Regions from separate parts of the Mus musculus genome. Here region 2 is linked to region 1. Evidence: chromatin loops called from intact Hi-C (ENCODE). Cell type or tissue: heart. All regions are shown on one strand. Links, peaks and the distances in the headings refer to the core of each region. The heading gives the core; the rest is flanking DNA.

Region 1 (12,559 bases), core at 4,669-7,168:
ACTCCTGGGAGCAAACTCCCCTCCCAGAGCCCCATACTCACATACAAGGCTCAGTGAACAAGCCCCATTTCTTTGATGGCCCTACACACACTGATATGTCCTTTCCTATGAACTCCACACATCTTTGAATGCCACACCACGCTAAGCTTACCCTCATCAACTGGGTCCACGGTGGTTCCCTCGTTTGTTCACTCTTACACTCTCGCTCAACTGCAACAAAATTCCTGAGATACATTACACACTCTCCACCAGGACAATCAAAGGTGCTGTGACCACTCACATTTCACTGGCAGCGAATCTGACCTCAAAGTCTGCCCTTGCCTATGACGGCTTAGGAGACATTCTGGAAAACAGAGCTCCTATCAGGGAGCCAATCTTCCCTTGCCTAAAGCATCCCTCCATACTCTCCTGCATCTGCCTCCTCTTCCTCTCCCTTTCTTTTCTTTCAAAATTGTAACTATTAGGGTTTTGTAGAGACAAGGTTTCTCTGTGTAGCCCTGGCTGACTTGAAATTTACTCTGTAGGCCAGGCTAGCCTTGCACTCAGAGATCTGCCTGCCTCTGCCTCCTCCATGCTTAAAGGCATGAGCCACCACACCCTTACTCCTTTTTCAACTAACAGTTTTCCTGGCTGGTCTCCCTCTCCATTCTAAGCTATAATTTGGGGAAATTACCAGCTGTGTTGTGTGTACGCCTCTTCTTGGAGTCCTTAAGGGACGCTGGCTGAGGCTGTGTAAGAGAGGAAGGGCAGGGAGCGTTCTATGGACATGGGAGTTCACAAATGCTCTTGCAGAACTAGAGACATGATGGATGGTGACTGGAATTTCAAAAGCCCAATTGCTGCTTCCTCTGCAGTGAGTTGTCCCAGAGGAATGTAAGGATACAGGAACTGAAGTCACGCAGTTGATGTATAGGGTGGTTCCTCTCGGTTTCCCCTGCCTGTGGCTTGGCCCTATGCCCAGATAGAAGGGAGATTCTGGCCCTGCAGTCCTGCTTCTATCCTCCATGGAGGCCTCGGAAGGGCTAGCCACCTATGTACGTTCTGAGGTGTGTTTACTAGACACCTATGTACATTCTGAGGTGTGTTTGAAGGACACAGACAAACGCTGCTGGCTACAGTGTGTTAAAAATCAAAGTATATTTCACCCATAATGCTGAGTATCTCAAGGCTTTGTGAGGACAGAATTTTTCCTTTCCTTCCCACACTCTGACTAAGCTCAATAACAGATTGGGAGCCTTGGTGACCAGTGCGTCCCATGTGTGAAGGTTCCTTATGGGGGTCACAACCTTCTCAAATCTTTGTAGCACTGGTTCTCAACCTTCCTAATGCTATGACCCTTTAGTATAGTTTCTCATGGTGTGGTGACCCCCCAACCATAAAATTACCTCCTTTCTACTTCATAACTGTCACTTTGCCTCATAACTGTAATTATGAATCATAATGTTAATATCTCTGTTTCCCAATGGTTTTAGCCCACCCCTGTGAAAGGGCAGCTCAGGCCCCCAAATGTTTCATAAACTACAGGTTGACAATTGATGCTTTAGAGTAACCATCTGCAGCTTTCTGGACTCATCTTTGCAAGGTACAGCTCTCACATCCCATTCCGCTTGCCCTGATGTACCATACTACCCAAAACTGGGATGTCAGGTCCTAGGGCCTTGATTTGAACAAGCAAAGGCTAGAGTCACATTGTGAGCTGACTCCCACTGCTCCCGCCTATTAGCTGGAAGAACTACCCTCTTCTTCTAAGCTCTGATTTCTACCTGCTAAACAATACCAGTGCAGAGGTGTATAATGTGTCTAATGTGGTCTATGGCAGTGGGGTGTGCTCTTGTGTCCCACTGCTCTGGGCTCCCAAGGACCAGCCTTGCCATCCTGAGTCCTCAGGGGGTTCTAGCTTGGGTAACTGAGAGTCTGGCACTTGCTTTTTCTACCAAATTTTGTTCTCTGGCTAAGAAGGGGAAATGGACTTGGATCACAAAGCTCTTCGGTGTTTTCAGATTAGACAAAACAGCTCACTTGAATCTGTCTACACACTTTTTACAAAGTGTGATCGCCAGATAAGGCTCTATGCCACAACTCTGTCCAGTGGGGATTTCCTGATGGCATCACTTCAGCCGGGAGAAACAAGGTCACCAATTCCAGGAAGAGCCCCACCTTTCACACAAGATGGCTTTCTACATAATTTTGGTGGAAGTGAGTGGTCTGGATTTGGGGAAGGTAATCAATTGGAAATAAGAGTTGTGTGTTTGTGTGTGAGTATGTGAGTGTGTGTGTGTGTGAGTGAGTGAGTGTGTGTGTGTGTGTGTGTGTGTGTGTGTGTGTGTGTGTGTATGTGAGTGGCAGACAGAGGTTAATTTTAGATGCCTTCCTCAGTTATTCTTTGCCTTGGTTTTTGATACAGAGAGTCTTTTTAGCCTAGAGTTCACCAATTCGGCTGGGCCAGCTGGCATTGAACACCAGGGATCCTGCTCTCTTCATCCTCCCCAGTGTGGGTGATGAGTGCATGCTAATATATCTGGCTTTTAAACAGGGATGCTGAGGAACAAACTTCGGTCCTTACTCTTGCACAGCAAGAACGGTCCAGCAACCGAGCCATCTCCCCAGCTTGAAAGGTAGATGGCAAAATCTAGAGGAACAGATGCCAAACAAGATGCTCAGCAGGGACTCCAGCTGCCACACATCTCAGCCCCCATCACCAGAGCCTTCCACTCACTCATTTGTTAGCCTAGAATGTCAAGCTAAACTTTTGCTTCCCAATTGGATAATTATCTTACAAAGATTCCTCACAGATGGCTAGCAGCATACATCAACTATAAGGACCAATTCCTTGGCCCTTGGTGAAAGCACACATGTATGATCTTTACAACAAGCCGGACAAGGGATGTGAGAGGGCAGAGGTTCAGAGATATAAGAAAAAATAATGAAGACTCTGAAGTTTGTGTGTGTCAGAGCTGGACATCAATCGAGGTGTGATGCCAAGATTAGACATGTGCAGCTTGTTGCTGTGGGTGTGATCACTGGGAATACTTCTGAAAGAGGGGATAGATTAACCTCAATGTGGAAATCACACCACGTCTTCTGAATAACCACTAGGGTACAGGTGCAAATGTTTCCTCCTTAATCCAATGAGCAGGATTGTTCATTCTTCTGCTTGGCTTGTACCCCACAAACCAGAGCTTAGAGGAGACATATTGCGCACATTCTTCAAATCATGAGAATGGAAAACAAAAAGGACAAAGAAAACCTAGACCCTAACATGGGAAAAGGAAGAAAGCACATACAATCTTGGAGACAGTGAGTCTTCATTGTCTACTTGACCGGATTAAGGATCACCTGGGAGGTGGAGGCACAACTCTGGGCTCGGTAGAGGCATTTCCAGATAGGATTATCTGATAACAAGCTCACCCTGGTGTTGTTGGCTTCACCCTTATGATAGGGAATCCAAGAGGATGGAGCAGAAAGAATTACAGGGGAGAAAAGAAAAGCAACCAGCAGTTCCTTTACTCTGTGTCACAGCTACTGTGAACGCAAACTTAGTGGTCTGTCATGTCATTCCTCTATGGAGTACGGTCTCTAAAACTGTGAGTCAAAATCAAAGCTTTTGTCTCCAAGTTGTTTACATCAGACATTTGTTACATCATCAAGAAGTCGATAAACACAGTCATAAAACAGAGCACTGAAAGTAAGACTTCAAACATACTAAATGTGAATAAATTATACTCCCTGAATCATAGTCTAGTCTCCTCAGATTAAGTTCAATACAAGAGAAAAAAATCTGAAACACAATCTTTTTTTCTGATGCCCGTCATAAATATCAACCAATTTAATTCTCATAAGAATCATAGGAAATTGCTACTGCTGTTCGCATGATTCTATAGGTGAAGAGTCTAAGATGCAGAATTACACGTCTGATCTCCCAGCCTGCAGTGGACCTTGCCTCTAGTATATGAAGAAGTGAGATAAAGAACCCACATGAAGCAATACACCCATCACCTCCCCTACTTAGCTAAATGCTGCCTGACTTCCCAAAGACAAATGACTTTCATTATTCATGAAGAGTCCTAGACACTACCCGTGGCCCTTTGGGGCTGTTAACCTTTAACTGTGCTACGAACACAGAGACTAATGGCTTTTAAACTGTGATGCCTAATCATGGCCAGCTTCCATGTGAAGCCTCAGCCAATCAGGTGTCTCCAGCCTTTCAGAGATGGCAACTCGATGTTGTTGATGTTGTCTACCACGTTTACCGGGAAGAACCCTTCGATAGGCTTACATCATTTCTAAACCTGTTTTAAGTAAACTTACAATTTTGGGTTGATCTGCAGTTAGAACTTTTCTTGCTGCACGCAGCCCATCAGCCTGCTGGGATGTGGAGATGGTAATCTAGTGAGGGAAGCTCTCCTGATACTAGTGATTTCAGATTGTGAAACAGTTACATTTGCAACACTGTCTCAAAATCCCCTCCTACCCCATTGCTTCAAAGAACTGTTTTCTGATTGTGACCTTACCGGGAAATCAAAGACCTGGGCGGAGGAAATGACTGCAGGTTTAGCTTTACTCACTGAAGGTTGAACAATGGGCTCTGTTGGTGTGCTCAGCGCAGCTTCTGAAGAACAAATCACAAGAAGCAGGAAGTAGAACGTGAAGGTCCTTGGCGATCTCATGTCTTCAGGTCTGAGTGGCTTCGCCTGAAAGAAAGGATGGTGCTTTAGTGACCCAGTGATTGATTTAGGAAAGGAGGGAAGAACTGACAACCCGTGTCCTGAAAGTCACATCACTCAAGGACCTTTGCAATAGAGGGGAAGGGAAGGGGAGGGCAGGGAGATGTCAAACTGAGGGAGAAACATCGTCTCTCCTGGGGAGGCAAACATGTCCCAGAGGATGGGGAGAAGTGGGTGTTTGGAGATGTTAACGTGAGTAATACAAAGGTAGCAGGTTGGGGAGTATAGGTTCTGTGGACATGATGAAGGGTGGGGTGAAAAAAAGAGGGGAGAAAATGAAGCTAAAGAAAGAAAGCAAGAAAAAGAGATGGGCAGTTTAGTAAAAAAAAAAAAAATGCTATTAGGCTGAGTGATGGCATTGTGAGAAAAATGCTGCACAAATAGGAGAGGGGGGATTCTGCATCTCCATCACCCGTGGAAAGCCAGGCGAGGTGGCACCATCATAAATCCTGTGCTGCTATGGACACATCTGAAATGAAACGCACAGAGCCTCCGAAAGCTCCTGGCCAGCCAGCCTGGCGCACACAATAGTGAACATTAAAGAGACCCTGCCTCAAAGAGGTTAAAGGTGGACGTTTAAAGTGGTTTTCTATCTTCCACTCATGCAGCACGGCATATGCACACCCCACGCACATACACGTGCACAGAGAGATCCGTTTAATATGATGCACTATACGGACTGTGCCATAAAAGCATTCAGAGACCTCACCTCGCTCTTTTGCTACATTCAATGCACTTTGGTATTTTCAAGTCTACCCTGCTCTCTCTTTACCTATTTTTTCCTTTTAATTCTATTAAAATAAAACCATTCAATTGGCCCTTTGACTATATTGATAGTCTAGGACTTGTTAGTATTTAGTTATAAAAACCTCTCTCTGTAAAGTGCTGGAGATGCAAAAGGAGGCCTTCTTGTAACCAATGAATCTTTGCTTTATTTGAAAATCAGAGAAAATAATCCCAACAAGTACATCCAGAAATAAAAATGAAAACGAAAAAACAAAAAAAGGCTTGGTATAAACCCTTCCTTTCTGACTTTGTGTGTGTGTGTGCGCACACTCTCCACCTTATTTTATGAAGGAGGTCCTTCGGTGAACCTGGACCTTATCCACTGACTCGGCTAACTGGTCAGCAAGCCACAGAGCCTGCCTGTCTACCAGTGTTGAAATTACAGAATGGCTTTAATGGGGGTGCTGGGGAGGGGGGTGCTGAACATCATGGTAACACAGCAGGCACTTTCCCCACTGAGCCATCTCCCCAGCCCTCTCCTCATGGTATTCTATACCCATGTGTGCCTGTGGAAACAGCCACAGGGAGATTAGGCTTATGGTCTAGGGGGCATTATTGTGACCCATGTCCTGGACTAAATCTTCTATTGACCCCAGTGCTTCCTCTACAAAATGCAGGTCATTATATTTTTCTCCCTTAGCTCTCTCAGAATTTCCTGAGACGCAAATGAGATGAAAATCCAGGAAGAAGCTCCTGAGATTCTGATTCTGAAAAAAAAAAAATAATAACAGGATAAAGCAGGAAAGAGAAGAATTAAAAGAACGAAAGCACAGTGAACATGGCTGGCAATGGTCATCATCCCAGTGGGTTGTGAAGGGCAGAGGGCAGCCAGGAGAGCGCTGCAGAGAACACCAGAGAATCAGGATCAGGGTGCCACATGATGAGGGCCGAGCTGCACACATCAGGAAGAACTGTATGTCAGTCACCAAGAGACAACTGCCCTTTCCCCTTCCCCAGTGGGATCGAAGGAAACACAAGGCTTTGGGAAACACTTTGGTTTGCACATCTGGCAGTGGATGCATTTTTCAAATTCTTCAACTCAGTTATTTTAGGACAAGGTTTTGTCATTTCAGTTCTGGGGACAGACGTCACAGACCAGATGCATCTGCTGCAGGGACAATGACATATCACGTGGTCTTTATGCACATTTTTGGTGCAGGGATAGGTAGGATGATGGAGTCTGTTGATAGCAACTATCTCTGCAAATAAATCAGCCCATCCTATATCTCCAAAGGATACTTGTTCAGGAGGCAAATTAATCTTCTCAGGCCCCAGCACAGGACATTATATACTGGTTGGCACCACAATGAGGCAATTCATCAAGGGTCTGAGAACAGTTAGACTTCCTTAGCCCCTGAAACCTAAGGAGGGACTCAGGCACAGGAGAGACTACAGGAAACTCCCACTCTTTACTTCCCAAATGCTTCAGTAAATCCTTCGTTTGTGTTTTGGATTGACCCAAATGGGCCAACCAGTGTATAATGTCCTGGGCTGGGGCCTGAGGAGGTTAATTTGCCTCCTGAGAGAGTATCCTTTGGAAATAAAGTCCCTAAATGGTCACATCTGATACACCAATATAGGGTGTGGCCAATATAGTCTCATCTCTCTCTACTTCTAGCTTCCTTTAAGATTGGTCTTGATAAAGTTTAAACTCTTCATTCTGTTGAGACATTTGGAGAAAAGCAACAACACATTGTTTGACTCATTTGGGGGTGTGTGTGTTTTCCAAGAGACATAGATAGAACCCCAACTTACAAATATCCTCTGGAATGAGGGACAATTGTCAGCTATCCAGTAAAGAAGAGGTATTGTCTGGAAGACAGGAAAGTCACACTCTGGAAGGAAAGCGGTATTCTAACTAACCGACAACTAGTATGACAAACTTGGTCAAAGGGAGCACGGTGCCAGAGGGAGGCCACTTTGACTATTCGGGCTTCATCAGGGAAGAAACTTGAAGCTGTAACTCCTCTTAGCCTGCCACTGGTCTTATTAACATGTCTGCCCCCCAGCTCATGGAGTTCTCACCTATGAGGAAATCTGCAGTGCTCCATAACTTAGCTAACGGGGAAAAGATCCACACTGATAGAGTTGACACCTGGCGCTACCTCCCACAAATAAGGCCAAATATGGTCACAAGTGCCCTTAGTTGTAATGCCCCAAACGTGCATAATGCTTCTAACATTCCTGGGGTAAAGTTCAAAGACACAGAGACAGAAAATTCTTTGCTGTCATTCCTAGTTAATCAATTCTTAATTAATTAAAGTATTGGACACTCTACTTTAAGTCACCTACTTGTGTGAGCTGGCCTATCACAAGACCAACAGCTGGGAAATGTGGTCTAATTCCCAGGATTATCCCCGTCATACTGAGCAACTTCCTCGTCAACCCAGACTCGGTCTTCAAGTCTACGAAGGCAGAAGACAGGAAAGTGCGGGATGATGTCACATTCCGGGAATAAGTCATAGCAGTTCTCAGCAACACACGGACCATGCCACGTCTGGCTCCTCAGTTGCCAATAGTGACGGTGCCTTGTGAAGTGGCTGTGTACCACAAAAGGCTCAGGGAAGACCCAGCCTGTTTTCTTGAATCTGAGAGGCAGCCTACATCCGAAGACTGGCTTTTGTCCTACAATCCTGTCAGCAGTCCTGGATAACTTTGATTAGGGGTGAGGAAATGGGCCTCCTGCAGGGTTCAACTCCTGTCCATAGAATGGTCATATAATGAACTACCACAGGGATGTCAAGTCCCTTCCAACAGGGCCACTGTGGGATTCTTTTTGGAAATGATTGGTTTTGGTAAACTTCACCCAGCTCTGTCTTGCCATTTTCTCTCATGCACCCCTCATGGAATACACACAGCTATCTTGGATTTCCAGATGAAAATACTAAAGCTTAGTGCTAACGATCTCACAGCCAGCTAAGGGTGGAGACGGTTAGAAGCAAAGCCGTAACCAGCGATTGTTTAGATTCCAGCTAATCGGATTTTCCTATAGCCTGGTGAACCATGTTGATAGGACTTTGGATAACTGCAGATGGGAAATGGGGATCACAGTCCCTAGGCACAAGGTGGGGAAGCATGCCCAGGGTGGTGCTATGCTCTATGAGGGTGGCACCCTCCGGGCACCGTAGTTCATGCCTGTAATTCGGGGAAATAAGGGCATGAAGATTTGGCTGCCTAGTGAGATATCATCTCTAAAAATAAACAGATTGCATCACTTAACCCTCTAGGCTACCCAGAACTCTATGAGACTACTAAGTCGTTTCTACTTCACTTCTCAGATACAGAAGTGGAAACTTTGTTCAGGGCTCAGAGCCTGGTACAGGATAGTGGAGAAACTGATTACCAAGTGACCTAATGTTCCAGGGGAGGGGCATTTGAGGCAAGAGAATTTCTTGATGAAATAGCAATAATAACACGTGGAAATTTTTCTCCAAATGGAGCAGGTAATCAAAGCATGCATTCCCGAGGCCACCAGTTATTGGTGTGACACAGGGCAGATCACGTTATCTACTGAGCTAGAGCTTTCTTATGAACAAGGGCAAGAATTTGACAGAGCATTGAGTTACAGCAGTTGCCCTTGGAAAATCTTCTGACTCCTTTAAACACATACAATTCCGTACACGTTTTGCATCTCAGATGCAGCCTTGACCAGTTTAACTTCTAAATCCAACTGAAGCCATCTACCTCTGATATGTGACCTGGCCCAGGCCTCCCTGCCTGACCTGTGTTACTATGGCAACAATAGCCACCACCCTTTTTCTTTGTCCCACCTCAGATGAGTCTGTCACTCTCTTTCTTTAGTCCTTCCCTGCTAAGCTCCTAATTCTTTTCAAAGTAAAAGTACTATCACTGGTACCCAAGGCCCCCATGATCTGACTTTTATTTTTTAATAATGTGCTTAGTAAGCATTCCCCAGCTGTCCACTACTGATGTTGGCTGACATCTCGGGCGGTATCTAAAACAGGGCAAGAAGTTTTTCCAGTGTTCATACAAAAGCAAAAAGTCAAACCAAAACCATTTTTGAGCGTGAACGGGAACAATTATCACCAAACTATTTTTAAGTGGTTGGCAACTAAGATAATCCTGCCATTCATTTGGCTCTCATTAATCTTCATCTCTCATAGGCCCAGGAGTCACTGTAAATTCAAAGTTTACCCACCCACCGTGTCCAGGAAAGGGCTGCCTCCTAACTCAAGTCCCTTGATACCCGGGGCTATAAATAGTCCCATTCCCTGAACACCTACACACACTAGTGCAGGCCCCGGACCTTCCTGCTTGCATGACACGCATTGTTCCATGAAGCCATGAATCCCTCACCCATCTATTCATGCACCCATTTATTAGGTCCTGACAAGTGCCAGGTGTTCCGCTGGGCTCAAGGAAGTGGCAGTCACCGAGACAGTGGGTCCTGTTTCCATGGAGCTTGGTGTCTAATGAAGCAGACAGACAGCACTAAAGAATCAGTCGCTTGAGTCACTGCAGTAGTAACAGTTCTTGAGCAGTTGTTATGTACCCAATGCTGAGAACCAACTATATTCCATCGCTTCATCTTCATAACAATCCCTCTGAAGTGTTTCAGGTGTGCTTTCTAATTAACAGTATGATCTAAAATTAACTGAGCCACATAGTGGGTGCTTAAACAACTTTGAGCAAGAATCTAAATGTAGGACGCCTAAAGCCAGTGTGGATCCTTTGAATAGTGTGCTTAACTTTCTGGAAAGCAAAACTAACTAACTAACTAACTAACTAACTAACTAACTAACTAACTAACTAACTAAGACCTGCCCCAGTCTTGAGCTTATGGAAGGTGCCTAGCATAGTGTTTAAATAAGCATACATTTCAATTATCTTTAGGAGAGAGACAGAGAGAGAGAGAGAGAGAGAGAGAGAGAGAGAGAGAGAGAGAGAGAGAGAGAGAATTAGAAGTTTCCAAGTCAAAAACACCATGTGCAAGGGCCCTGGGGTAGGAGAGAACATGGCTCATTCAAGGAGCTATAAGTGGTTCAGAGTGCCTGGACTTCAAAAGAGCAGAAGACAGATGTTCTGTGAGGTGAATGCCATGGTAGGCAGACCTGATATTGTTGACCACATGATTAGTAAGATTAAACCAAGAGACAGGTGGGAGAAAAGACTAGAACCAAACCCAACAGAATTCCAGATAGTCAAGTCCAGGCCAAGAGGACGATTGTTCCTGGATATTTAGGAACAAGGTTAGAGTGACAGGAAGTGAAGGGGGCAAGTCGTCATATCCCTGCCCACTTATAATCCCAGTGTTTGTGAAGCTGAGGCAGGGGGAATCTTCAAGACCAGCCTGAACTACACAGTGAGACCCTGTCATCAAAACCAAGCATAGAAAACTACAGCAATGAGCACTGAGAATAATGTGAGCCAAGGAAGTTTGGCATTTGGGGAGGAGGATGTGGCCAACAACATCCAGTGATGCTTTAGTCCGTAGAGGAGGACCTGAGGATGCTCACGGGGCCTTCAGGTGGGATGCTCTCTCATGCAGGGTGGGATGTCTTATTGGTAGTGAGATGGTCACCATCCTGGGAAGAGTTGTCATGTGTAGGGCATAAGCAGCTGGAGATGGCACGCACAGGACTCCAGAATTTGCTTACAACGGTCTGGGGGGAGGGGCCTCCTTCATTTTGCACCACATACTTGAATGTTGTTGTATCAGTGACTCTCTTTTTATGAATGGAATGAATTACATTACACACTAGGATGGTTTCAAAGAAACCCTTGACTGTGAATCAACTTGGCCTTGGCCTGGGGCTCACTAAGGAGATATACTATTGGGTGCTTTGGAAGTACTTTAGGATCTCTCTCTTTCCCTTCCTCCCTCCCTCCCTCCCTCCCTCCCTCCCTCCCTTCCTCCCTCCCTCCGTCCCTCCCTCCCTCCCTCCCCCTTTGTCTGTCCCTCCTTTCCTCTACCCCTTCCTTCCTCCCTCCCTCTCCTCCTCCCCTCTCTCTTCTTCCCTTCCTCCTTCCCTTTCTCCCTCCTTTCCTCTCCCCGAGCACCTCGCCACTCCCTTGTTTTCTGAGACAGTGTTTCTCTGTGTAGCCCTGGCTGTTGATGAACTCACTCTGTAGACTAGGCTGGGCCTCAACAGAGATCTACCTGTCTCTGCCTCCTAAGCACGGGTATTAAAGGGGTGCACCACCACAGCCTGTCTTGGGAGCTGTCTCTTTATAGCCCTTACCTCCTTGCCCTAGGGTACAGACTTGGATCTCTTTGAAAACATATCCTTACTAAAATTAAGACTTAGACTAAAGTGGTACGTTTGTTTAAGAAATGCAAAACAGAGTTCCTGGACGGTGGACAGTTGGGTGATGGCACCCCATTTCAGGAGCAGCTTTGCACACTGAGATTATTTTCCCTGTTTACTGGGGCTGTGGCTCAATGTCAGAGCAATTGTCTATCCTGTATAAAGATCTGAGTTTGATCCTCAGAATTGTAAGGAAGCAAACAAAGAGAAAACACCATTTGCGCTGGGGAGATGGTTGGATGGGCAATGTGCTTGCTCTGCCCTTTGCCTGAATTAGGACCCCTAGTACCCATAGGAGAAAACTGAGCATGATTGTGAGTTCCTATAATTCCAGCTCTGGGGAGGCAGAGACAGGAACCTGCCTGGGGTTCACTGGTGGTTAGCCAGTCAGGCCCACTGGGGACTCCAGGTTCAGTGACTCCAAAGCAATAATCAAAAAAGTAGGGAGCTATAGAAACAGACAGACACTCACCCAATATTGACCATTGGCTGCCGTGTACACATGAGGGTGTGCATCTTCCCATGTGTGAAAGTGCATGTACACACACACACAAACACACACACACACACACAAATAAGATGTCTTTGTTCATCTGCATGATGCTTGAGACTTCAATGTAGATGGGATGCCGTCCACATATAACCTCCCTCCAGATCTACAGAAGTGCGGGTTCAAAATCCTCAAGTGTAGCTTTAAGAGGCTCCCAACAGACCGTATATACAACTGCAGGGCTGATAAGACTTATCTTTGTTGACCTTATTTAATTCAATGACTCATCC
Region 2 (12,559 bases), core at 5,013-7,512, 72 kb after region 1:
AGCCTGGCTTTTTGGAGTGTGTATTCTGTAAGCTGAGGACCTTGTTCATTCTTCTTGATATTACTGTTTATGTTCAAGTCCTGGGAGTTAAAATTAGGGAGGCAAGAACTAGGATTTTCATTGCCCAAATTGCTGGCTGCAAAGAAGATGAGCCGGTTCTGAGATTCAGCTCTCAGTTATAAACCCATGGCTAGCAGGGGTTGACTTACTCCCCATAAGCATCGAAGCTGTTGCCAGAGCTAAGCCAACAGGTTAAAAGATGTTAGCCAAGGAGAGTATGATGAGTACCAGAAAGGACCCTGTAGCTGCCTTTCTCCCTCCCCCACCCCAGCCCAACCAGTTCTCTGGAGTTCTTGATTGGGAAGGAAAATAACATTGGAATGAGAACATTGTGAGTTTGAATCTTTTTTTTATCACTTTCTAGGAGAACTTAGTCTCTGTTTCCTCATCTACACAACTGAGTTTACCATAACACACACACACACACACACACACACACACACACACACACACACACGCATGCATGCTAGATACAGATATAAGAACTCAGTGCAGAGACATATAATTAGAGCCACCAAAGGGTAGCGAGAGAACTTACTCGTTACAGTGCTTGCTGCAAAGGCATGAAGATTGGAGTTTGATTCACTAGAAGTCATGTGGAAAAGCTTGGTGTTGTATATTTGTAATCTCAAGGCCGAGGACGAAGAAATAGCCAGATCTTTGGGGCCTACTGGCAAAGCAGTCCACTTTGAAAGTTCCAGACCAATAAGAAACCCATCTTAAAAACAAGGTGGGTAGCTTCTAAGAATCAACTCCCAAGGTCAACTTTTGGCCTCAACACACACATGCACCCACAGAAACACACACACACACACACACACACACACACAGATATGCACATATACTCCCTTGTGTCCGGGTTTACTGGGTAGAAACATTCCAACAGGAAAAGTGGGAATTACTGCTGGGCTATAGAAGCCTCAGTCTTGTGTCAAGGTGCTGGTGACATCAAGTCCATAGAAGCTGGCCTGTGCCCAGGTTTGTGTCTTATGAACATTGCTGAATACTGAGCAGTAGTTGGTTGATTGCCACGCCAAGGGACAGCTGGAGTCCTCTTTGATTTGGGATTTGAGACTTGGGTTGGCAGGGAAGCTATGGGGGTGGGAACAGAGCCCCAGGCCAGGGAAATGTAGCTTCAGAAGCAGAGAAAACACACTCTTCCCTCAGTAACCCTCAAGGCCAAGGTTACAGTCTTTACTTTCTGCAATGCTGACAACAGCAACAGCTTTGAGAGGGATTTGAACTTGTTTTTGTCTTTGAGCCAGTCTCACTCTAGCTCTCAGTGCCTTTGAACTCCTAGAAATTCCCTTGCCTCTGCCTCCCAAAAGCTAGGATTAAAGTCATGTCCCACCATGACTTGTCTAGGGTCATGAATCTAAAAACAAAACAAAACAAAACAAAAATACAAGCAGGGTTTTATTTGTTTAAAAAAACATTTTATTTTTATTTATGTCTGTGGGAGTATGTGTGTGTGTGTGTGTGTGTGTGTGTGTGTGGTGTTGTGCTTGCTTGTGTTCATAGGCACAAGAGTGTGTGCAGATGCTCATGGAAGCCAGAAGTGGGTGTCAAATTCCGCAGAGTTAGATTCCAAGCAATTATGAACAGCCAAACATGCCTGCTGGGAACTCAGGTCCTCGGCAAGAGGCATCTTTCCACCTGGTTTTGAAAGATGGGATCTGCGTTTCCAGCAGTGAGTGTGTCTTAGTGGAATGAATAAGACAAGAGACCTAAAGAGGCAAGTCTAACATGGGAAGGGATTTTTGCTATCTGCTGCGCAGTTTTAGAGTAAGGATAAAACAGATGTTAACATGTGTTATAGCTAACACATATTGAGCACTGAAGGTGCTAGAGAATTTAGCGAGAATTTTGCTACCTGCACTATTTATTTACTTCTCACAGCAACCTGGAGGGAGGAGCTCGGCTCTCCTTATTTCACAGTCAACGACTGACTGGGGCTGAGGAGAGATGAATTACCCAAGGATTTATGGCTAAGCATAAGTGCTGGAAGTAGATAAGTTGCTCAGCAGCTACAGGAGGTGACGGTCGTCCACTTCCTCAAATGAACAAATAAACAAAAGCAATATCCCTTTGGGAAGAAGAAGTTTCATCTTATTGCCTCATAGACACACCTCCTATACGGCTACTGATTATACTCCGGATGTAAACTATGGCTCACTTCAACACTCGACCAGATGTGTATTACTGTCTACGTGGGTACCCACCACACCTGCAAGGCCAGGATAAGAAAAATACATTCCCATATGGTATGGGGGAGTGCGAGGCCGGAAAAGGTCTGGATGCTGGTGTCTGGGCCTCAGTAGGGCCGAAAACAAAAGCAGAGAGAGAGGCAGATTAGGAAGAAATGGCAATTCAGAAACCTAGGAGCCCTGCACACTTAAAGATCTCCTGAACCCATGGTCCTTAACCTACAGATCACTACCCTCTGGGGGTAGAAAGACCCTTTCACAGGGGTCGCCTAAGACCATTGCAAAACACAGATATTTATATTATAATTCATAACAGTACCAAAATTACAGTTGTGAAGTAGCAACAAAAATAATTTTATGGTTGGTGGCAGGGTGTGTGTGTGTGTGTGTGTGTGTGTGTGTGTGTGTGTGTGTGTGTACCAAAACAGGAGAATATTAAAGGGTCACAGCATTAGGAAGGTAGAGAGCCATTGAACTAAATAGAAGTCTCTTTCTTTCTTGTTTGTTTGTTTTAGGGTGTGTGTTTATGTGTGAACAAGCACATGCCTCCGTCCTGTGTGCCACAGGCCATTTGGCAGTCAGAGGACAGTTTCATGAGCTGAGTCTCTCCTTCCACCATGTGCGTCCTGGTGACTGAACTCGGTCATCGTGCTTGACAGTAGACCTGTACCCGCTGAGCCATCTCACCAGCCCTAAAAAGTCTAGTTTTTGTTAATTAGGGAAAAATAACTAGAAAATTCTTTTGGCTTATAATTCTTCAGTTTTCTTTCTCTTAGAAGCCTTCTTTTGCTACTTTCATTTTTACCTGACAAGGGGCCATTAACATTTACTATAGGATAATAAGCAAGAAATAGAAAAGGCAGTGTTTCTTTCTCAGCCCTCCCATAGACTGTACTTCTCTAGCTTTTATTGTATTATTTTATGGTGTGTATGTGTGTGTGTGTGTGTGTGTGTGTGTGTGTGTGTGTGCAGTGAACTGAACCCAGGTGCTCTGCAAGAGCAGTGGGTGCTCTGAACTGCTAACTCTGATTCCTCCCTTTAAGATTAGGCAGACATTTCCCAATCTAGATGAATAGAAGGCCCCATGGTGGGCACTCACACATGTGTGTGCATGTGTGTATGCATGTGTGTGTTTGTGTGTGTGTGTGTGTGTGTGTGTGTGTGTAAAGCAGAGAAGGGAGATCGATTCAATGTGGCCACAGTGGAAAGAAAAGCAGTTAACAGGACCCAGTGTCTAGAGACCTGCCCCCTCCCCCAAATCCATCTTTCAGATACTGACAGCGGCTTCAAGTTTAAATAAAGGAAGGATGGGGAGGGAAAAGAATTGCGTAATTCCTCTTACTGCCCCAGTGTGGCACAGCAGGAGTGGCTCACATGATTTAGTAGATGGCACATTGTCCCTGCACAGTTGAAGATCTGAGTTTGCTTCTCCGACTGAAGAAGAGGATGAAAGTGAAAAGTGCTACTTGAAAATCCTTAGTACTTCTTAAAGTACTAAACGGCTGCTTGGTCCTACTTCTCCACCCCCATTCCACAGCTAGTGCTACAACAGCCCATCCAAGGACGTCAGGGTAGAAATGAGGTTGGTGTGCATGCATTGTCCTCTCTAACGAGGCCTTTCCTTTAAGCACCCTGAGTTACGCCAGCAACCATGCTGCTCACATCAGCACTCACATTAGCAAGAGCTGCCATTCCTCGGGTGCTCATCAAATAACAGGAAGTCTCCTAAGAATGTTAAACACGCAGGAACCCAGCGACTGCTTAGCCCATGTAATGCAGACCTGCAGCAGACCCCCCCCCCCGTGTATCTGTCTCTGTCTCTGTCTCTCTCTCTCTCTCTCTCTCACACACACACACACACACACACACACACACACAGCTACTGTTACTGTCAGGTTCCACACGAAACACTCCCTGTGTGTATCTACCCAGCAGATTCCCAGATACCAGGGTTTGTATCAAAGTGGGTATTGGTGGTCACACTGTGAAAAACCCCAGTCTTCAGAAAGGTCTAAGAAAAGGAAAAGGATCCAGTTTCCTTCTCTTCGGAGGCTTAACCTGTTAAGCGGTCTTTGTAGCAATTGAATTTGCCTCAAAGCCCCTAACTTGCTGCTGTCCATCTGTCTGTCTGTCTATGGCACTGATAAGTCATCTGATAAACTCCTTAGCTCCGATAATCCATCTCAGGATCCATCTTGAATGTACATATAATCTGTGCAAGGGATAGGGGTGAGGGCTGCTCTATGGGTTGGTGTTAGAAATGATGTCCTTTTGGCTATTTAAGCTAAGGCTCCCACTGCAGCTCAGATTTGCGTCAGATTCATGAACCTCCTGCTCCTGCCTCAGAGAGTTGAGAGATGATGGTACCCAGATGCTTCCCTCCGGTGCTCACACCCCATGACTTTATCTCTTGGCATTTCCTTACACTAATGCGTCCAAAGCTTGGCAGGGTAACCAAGTCGGCACAGTTAAGTAACTGAGCCAGGCATCTAACCCATCTCGTTCATATTACATCACCTGGAAAGCCTCATCCAACAGCTTTATTCAGACCATTTTCCAACATCTTCCTGATTGTTGAGACTCAGAAGCGCCAATGACCATAGAGAATGAACCAGAATGAGGGGCTCATACCACCCTGACCTTCCCATACACAAGAGGCTTCAGAGCCTCCTTTACTCCCTAATTATCAAGTCTCTGTCCTCTTATAAACTCCACTCAGGTTTTCAGTTGAGTGCCTGTGAACTTGAGTACCCAGGAGTTAGTTGAGTGTGTGGAAACACAGGTCCCTGGTGTATGTGTGTGAGTGGGTGAGTGTGGGTGTACAGGTAGATATTTCTCAGTTTCTTTCCACCCTACCCTACTTTTTTTTTTGAAACATGGTCTCACTGATGTGTTTTAAAAAGATAAAGAGAGGGTATATGTTCTATGGAGGTGTGGTAAGGTGTGTGTGTGGGGGGGAAAGGGTGACTCAGGGGGCCCATGCCGAGGCATCCCTTCTCCCTGAGGGACCAGCCACATGATGGTACAGTATAGAATAGAGTTTATTCAGGTCATGGAGGCAGAGAAAGACAGAGAGAGTAGAGAAGTAGAAGAGTAGAGGATTAGCGGTGGGCCATGAGCAGGTGTGTGGGGGGGAATGGGGAGAGACGTGGGGGGGGGGGAAGCAGAGAAAGGGCAATAGAGCAAGAGAGGAGCAAGAGAGGAGCAAGAAAGCGAGGAGGGGGCAAGCAGCCCCTTTTATAGATGGTCAGGCCTACCTGGTTGCCAGGTAATTGTGAGGCAGAGCGATCTACCCACTTCGGCCTCCTCGGTGCTTACATTAAAGGTGTGCACTGCCATGCCCTGCTCCATGTTAGGATTTTGAGGCCAGGTCTCTTACAGAACCTGAAGCTCACTGTGTAAGACAGTCTGGACCATGGAGCTTCAGGGACCCTCTTGTCTCTACCTTCCCAGCGCTGGCATTGCAAGCACACACTCCTGTGGCCAGAATTGTTTACATGGATTCAGGAGAATCAAGCTCAGGTTCCTGGGCTTTCAGGGTAAGCAATTGAGTAAATGGGCTATCTCCCCCTCCTGAACAAAGCATTTCTAAGAAGTCCTTGATAACATGGATTCTGCTGGTCCGTTTGGGGCAAGATTTTGAGAATCATTCTCTAGTCTAAGAGAAAGCAGGTCTTGAACAAGTCTTTCTCTCTCTCTCTCTCTCTCTCTCTCTCTCTCTCTCTCTCTCTCTCTCTCTCTCAGACTCTAACATCTCAACAATGGTCAAAACAAAGTCTGACCGTGCCTCTTTATCATTCCTTTCAAATTCAGAAGCAAGGGTGGGTGCCTGGGTAACATTCTCTCACTCTGGTGAAAGAGATGGTAGATGGGGCTAGTCCCTGGCCAAGCTGACTCCAGGAAAACTGAGTCACATTATCGCCAGCACCAGGTGAGGCTCTCAGACAGCACAGTTATCCTTGGCAGAGCCTGGCAGTGTGTTTGTTATGGAATTCAAAAGCTGCCTTCCCCAGGCCCTGGTGAGGGATGTGGCTGAGATCTAAGGACCACGAAGCCTTATCCGCAAGCCCTCTGTGAGCCTTGGCAGCACATCACAGCAAGGGGATCCTCTGCTCTGGGTCAGAGCATCAGTTCGAATTCCAATAGGGTGTCACCGCCCACTCAGTTGGCATAAGGTAGCTAGCTGTTGGCAATGTTTGCATCAATGATTCCTATCCAGCAAGATAAGGTCTTGCCAAACCCACTCGGGCTGGTATTTTTTGGTGATAAGTTTCTCTTCTCCCAGGGTGTTAACTGTGAAGAGACACAAAACCATAGAAAGCCGGGGCTTGAAGGGACCTTTGAGGTTATCTATTGAACGCAGGTTTGCAGCTTCACAGATGAACTGTGGAAACAACAAGGCAAGCTGGGTGTGGCCCTCCCAGGGTTTCCCTGACCCAGAGAGAATGCACCCCTTCATCTCACAGGAGCCAGTCTGTGGAATGGAATCCCTGCTCATTTAACTAGGTTCAAATCAGGTAAAATGTGGACCTATCATAGAGTTAGCAGTATGAGTTATGAGAACCTTCCTATATTTTTTTTTCCTGATCTAGCTTTCCATCCAGCTTGTCCCAGTTTTCAGAAGACTCTGGAATAAGCTAAGTTGTAGTCGGTAGAGTGCTTGCCTAGTGTGATAAGGTCCTGAGTTCAGGTCTCAGTACCCCTGTAAGCCAGCATGCTTCTTGTTGGCATCAGAAGCTGTTTATAGTCAATCTTCAAATCCAGTGATGACGTCATCCCTAGGTGACAAGGACCCGCTTGCTCTGTTGCCATGGCAACCACCACCCAGTGCACCTCACTTATGCTCCTTACCTTTGCACCTTGGTGCACATGATTACAGCAGGGGCCAAATAAAAGGCAGAGACCCCAACCCCTTCGCCTCTTCTTTTCCCCCTTCTCTTCCTTTATCTGCCCAATACATCTCTTCTGGTGGGACTGTGCTGACCTGGTGTGATCTGTCCGGGTAGGAGCTGCTGTCTAACACAACACTTTGTGGTCCTGGTGATCCAAGCATTTAGGAGGTAGAGGCAAGAGGATCAGGAGTTACCTTTAGCCAGGCAGTGGTGGCGCTCGCCTTTAATCCCAGCACTTGGGAGGCAGAGGCAGGCGAATTTCTGAGTTCGAGGCCAGCCTGGTCTACAGAGTGAGTTCCAGGCCAGCCAGGGTTACTCAGAGAAACTCTGTCTCAGAAAACCAAACAGCAAACCAAACCAAACTGAAACGAAAGAAAAAGTTACCTTCAGTTACATGGAGAGTCAAGCCAACCTGGGATAAGTGAGACTGTCTTAAAGTGTGTGCTTTGGTAGAAATGTGTGCCTTGGGGAGGAGTTACAGCTTGATGGTCATGTAGTAGTAGCATGATATGGGAGAGACCACTGGTTCAATCAAAAGAGTGCATGCGCATGTGAACAAGCGCATGCGCACACACTCACAGAGAATCTGAGCAGGGGTAGGGAGAACTGCCCCATGGTTTGGTGGTAGAAATAATATACTTTTCCTGTTTGAGCTAAGGTCTCCCTGCGTAGTTTAGATTTGCCTCAAATTCATGAACCTCTGACTTCAGCCTCCAGAGAGCTGAGGGGTGACTGAAATGGGTCTCTGTACCCATTTTAGAGATGAAATCTTTTAAAAGACAACCTCAGAAGTTCAATTTTAACACCCCCCCCCAAAAAAAAACCCCAAAAAACCAAAAAACCAAAACCTAGAGCTGTATGGATATAATGGCACGGTCTTCGCTGCTTCCCTGAGGCAAAGCCAAGTAGAAAGAGGAAAAGAGAGACCCTGCTAGGCCTTAAATGGAGCACAGAAATAGATGTTGGCTGATGGAAAAAGCTGAGGTGAGATTCCGTTGAAATCGTCTTCATTCGCCAATATACTTATATACAAGAAAACTCCCAACTTCGAGTGAGCTCCAGGGAAGGTGTAGGCAAAGCTCCCCAGGAATGAAGGTAAAGACCTAATTTTATAACATTTTTATGGAGTTCCGTATGTGTGTTCTAGTAGAGTCTATATATGGTCTAGCTATGCGTACAGGGCTGGAAGGCCTTGGGAGAGTGTAACTCAGTCTGGGACTGCAGAGATAAGGAGGAAGATCTGTTTACTGTTTCCTGGTCCCAGGGCCCAGCCTGAGCCCCAGGATAGAGGGCAGAGGCACTGTGCTGAGTAGTTTCCTGTTGACTTGACACAAACTGAGGTCACCTTGGAAGAGGGAACTGAGAAAATGCACTCCCCCCCCCCCCCCCAACCCCGGGAGATTGACCAAGTATCTGGGGCATTTTCTTAATAAATAATTGCTGCAGGGAGGGGCCATTCCACTAGGGCTAGAGCTACCCCTGGTAGAGGTAGTGCCGGAATACACGCGCGCGCACACACACACACACACACACACACACACACACACACACACACACAAGCTAACAAGTCATGAGAGCAGTAAGCGTATTCCCTCCAGGTCCCTGCCAGGCTTGACTCGGGGCCTTGGTTTTCCTTAGTATCCGACTGTGGTGGGGATGAGTAAGACAATAAGCCCCTTCCTCCCCAAGTTGCTTTTGGTCATTGTCTTTATCACAATGCTAGAAAACAAAGTGAGCCATGCATTCATTGCAAGGCAGCTCCGATGATCTCTCCTGGACAGCATTTGAGCTCTAAGTCTCTGCTGAGGATGCAAGTCACCTGTTTATGGGTGTTAGGCCTTAAGAACAAAACCAAAACCGCAAAATGAGCAACGCAGCCACTTCAGGCGTAGGGGTAAAGCGCAAACCTTACGCAATTCTCCAAAGTACTTTGTTCCTAGCAGTTAAATCTGAAAAGCACACGGGAGTACCAGTCAATCTAGCCCTAAGGTCCTTGACTCAACCCTGTATCCACTCATGATGTCCCAAAAGTGTACCCAGTTCACACAGGCTGGTTTCTAGCAGGTGAAATCGCTTACAGAACCAAGCAGATTCCCGCCTTGCTGAGAAGCAGCCCTCACAGTTTATCAGCGCCCCGGGGCACAAATCCAGGAAACAGAGGCATTGTTTGCCCCTCAGCTGAGCTATTATGCTCTGGTCTTCCTAATCTTTCCTACTGAACAGAGAAAGGCTTCAGCAACATTCCTAATCAGAGAAGCAGCATCAACACTGTCGCCCCCCACCACCACCCGGGCACCACCATCCCCCGCCCCGCCCTCACTACCCCAGCGCGCCTCTTGCCCTGCTCCCCACCCCCTCCCCGGCCGCCCCGCTTCCCACCGGCGTCATATCCTTTGTGCTAGGGACACAATTAAGCTTTCAAGGTGTCTGCGTGAGTTTCTTGGTCAGAGCCTGCCCCCTCAAGTTAAGTGACCGTAAGTACAGTTCAGCTCAACAGCCTTCTTGCCAAAGCTTCGTGTTTCCGAGAAGGAGGAAAGAGGTCTGGGAGTTTTTAACTGACGCCTGCTTTGAGCTGAGAAACTTCCTAGAGAGTGGAGCAAGTGGCCATCTCGTTTGCTCTGGAAATAGAGCAATAAAGGCGACTCTTCTTCGGAGTTCTTTACAGAGTTATACAAAGGCAAACCTTTTTTTTTAAATTAAAAGTTTATTTTAATTAAAAATATTAGTGTTTCACTTAGCATATACAAAAATAGTTCCCCCCTACACTATCCTCTCCCCCAGCCCCCACTTGTTCTCTTTCTCCCCCAGATATCTCTTCTGCCTTTATGCCACAGACATGTGTGAGTGTGCATTATTAGCTTTCAGGGAGGGAGAGAGGAGGGGACACACACACACACACACACACACACACACACACACACACACTCTACAGGTTGGGGTTTGGAAGGGTCATTCATTTCAGACAATAGACCATAGCAGGAGTTCAAAGGCAACGTTTTGGGTCCACAAGACAAAGGATGTCTCTCCTTTCAAACGTTTCTAGTGTGGGCTGGAGGGGGCTATACTGAGAGGAAGCAGGCTTAGTTAATATGTGACCCATACAGCGTAGGCGAGTGTTGAGTCACTAAGGCACTATGGGAGAGTGGGGCCACAGTCCAGCTGCTTCAGATCCCATGCTCAGTGGAGGTCTAGGCCCTGTGAGAAACCCTCTCCGCTTGGGTCTGAAGTGTCTGGGTACTCAGTCTATCACGTGCATGTATAGTGGAGCTGAAGAAATTTGTCTCTGACCTTTACATATTTTTAAAAATACCACAGTATTTGCACTAATTCTTTAAGAGTTCCATATTACATATGTTGATCATAATCACTCCTGACTCCTCCCCACAACTCCTATCAGACCCACTGCCTCCTCCCTACCCCACTACTTAATCTCTCATTCTCTCTCTCTCTCTCTCTCTCTCTCTCTCTCTCTCTCTCTCTCTCTCTCTCTCTCTCTCTCTCTCTCCCTGATACTATCTTACAACAGATAGTGTCCTGATCCTCTGGCTCTTACACTCTTTCCTCTCCTCTTCTGCAATGTTCTCTAAGCCTTGGGTGTAGGGGTCGTGTTGTAAATACATTGATTGGTCATTGGCCTAAGAGCCTGTTGCCCTCAGCATTTGACCAGTTGTGGGTTTCTATGATGGTCCCCGTCTGCTGCAATTAGAAGCTTCTTTAGCCTTGGGTGAGAGCTACTCCTACCTGACGATTAAAGGACACACGTTTAGAATAAAGTCAAAATGGTTTGGAAAAGTGGCTTTTCTGAAGCACCCTGCTGATCTTTGACTGCCCATACCTAGGAGCAGAATACAGAAACCTTATTGGGCATCATGTGCCTGGGGGGGGGGAGGGGGAGTTTGGTGAGTCTTGCTTCTCTGCTGGAGTGATCTAGATAATGATCCCAGCACCTGCTCAAAGTCAATGCCTTTGGGTTTTTCTCATGATAGAATTAGATATTTAGAGATGTTACTTTGGACTCTTCCGTAGAAAACATGAGACTTGCCTCTCTGTTGGTGTTCACTTGGTCCCTTCTTTTCAGGATGATGATACTTCCCTTAGTTACTTGCAACATCTCTTGGTCCCAGTAGCCCATCTTTCGTCATCTATTTCCATAATCTACTTCCAAGATGGCGGTAGGGCGCAGTTGTCTGGCCACTTGGCTTAGAAAGGGATCTGGGACTCTCATTGCTCTTTCTTTAAAAAATGTATTGGGTGCTCATGAGCTCTTGTGTGCACTCCGGCATGTGTGTGTGTGTGTGTGTGTGTGTGTGTGTGTGTGTGTGTGTGTGTACATGTGCCATGGACAGCATGTGGAGTCCAGAGAACAAATATCCTGTGTCAGTTCCATTTTTCCATCATGTGGGTCCTGGGTATAGAACTCAGGTCCTCAGGCTTGGTAGTTGGTGTTTTTAACCACTGGGCCATTGGGGGTAGGCAGCCCATGCTTGTTTCTTAATTGAGATTGAACCAACTGCATTATTCTGTCCTTTATCTACTTCACCTTTTTGCCTTAAAAAGAAAATCCCATTGACAATAAAATCAACATATTAATTGCCTATAATATGCAACATGTTTTGATTAGTGCATACATAGCCAAGCCACCATTATCATCAAGACACTGTATGTATATGTCACCTCCCAGGGGAATTTGCATACTCCTTCCTTATGCTGTGGAATTCACCACTCAAACTCCACCCTAAAATGACTGACCTACTTTACTGTGGACCGTCTTGCCTGACTAGGATTCAGGACAAATAGAATTATGCAGTGCTCTCTAGGGTGGGGTTTTAATTGTTTGGACAGATATTTTAGTAAGTGTATAGCACTATTTTATTGGTGTTTTAATTTTCCCTACCTAATGACTGGAGATACTGGGGTGGGGGGGTGCTCATTGACAAAGACTTGTATGAACAATGTATGATATTTCTTAGCTCACTTTGTAATTAATAACATTTCTATTTAATTTGGAATAAAGGAGGCAGAGTTGAATCACTGAAGTCACCTACTGGGTTTGTCAAAAAGATTAATTTCGTGTATGAATGTTTTGTCGGCATGTACGTCTATGTACCGCATACGCATGTTGTGCTCATAGAAGTCAGAAGAGGGCAGTAGATCCCTTGGAACAGGTGGTTGTGATCCCCCACGTGGGTGCTGGGAATTGAGTCCAGGTCCTCTGCAAAAGCAACAAGTGCTCTTAGCCGCTGAGCCATCTCTCCAACCTCAGAGTAACCAGTTTTATCCTTGGACTCCCAAGTCACAAAGTCTCACCTGACTCTGTGCTTGTCTTCACTGCCTGCTGTGTGGCTCTGAATGGCATGTTGCTCAAAGAAAAAAATTGCCCTTGCTTGTGACTCGTGGCTT

What was found. Peaks named below come from ENCODE experiments on the same cell type or tissue, not always from the same donor. Only the 100,000 strongest peaks of a DNase experiment are listed, where the experiment ranks them.
Region 2: a loop joins it to region 1, with 2.4 times the contacts of the local background. A loop is called at or near these places in 3 of 42 quality-filtered maps.

The regions. Positions count from the first base shown.
Region 1 is chr17:43,396,050-43,408,608 of GRCm38, reverse strand. It overlaps Adgrf5 (adhesion G protein-coupled receptor F5), which reads right to left. Exons shown (of 21, transcript NM_001081178.1): 2 at 4,566-4,691. The coding sequence starts at 4,667. Among named protein-coding and RNA genes, the nearest start is that of Adgrf5, 13 kb to the right of the region's middle. In heart, for the core only: no CTCF peak of the experiment used is centred there; no DNase peak of the experiment used is centred there.
Region 2 is chr17:43,323,918-43,336,476 of GRCm38, reverse strand. It overlaps Adgrf1 (adhesion G protein-coupled receptor F1), which reads right to left. Exons shown (of 16, transcript NM_133776.2): 16 at 12,071-12,559. The coding sequence ends at 12,559. Among named protein-coding and RNA genes, the nearest start is that of Adgrf5, 59 kb to the left of the region's middle. In heart, for the core only: no CTCF peak of the experiment used is centred there; a DNase peak (open chromatin) is centred at 6,556; H3K27ac peaks cover 1,542 bases.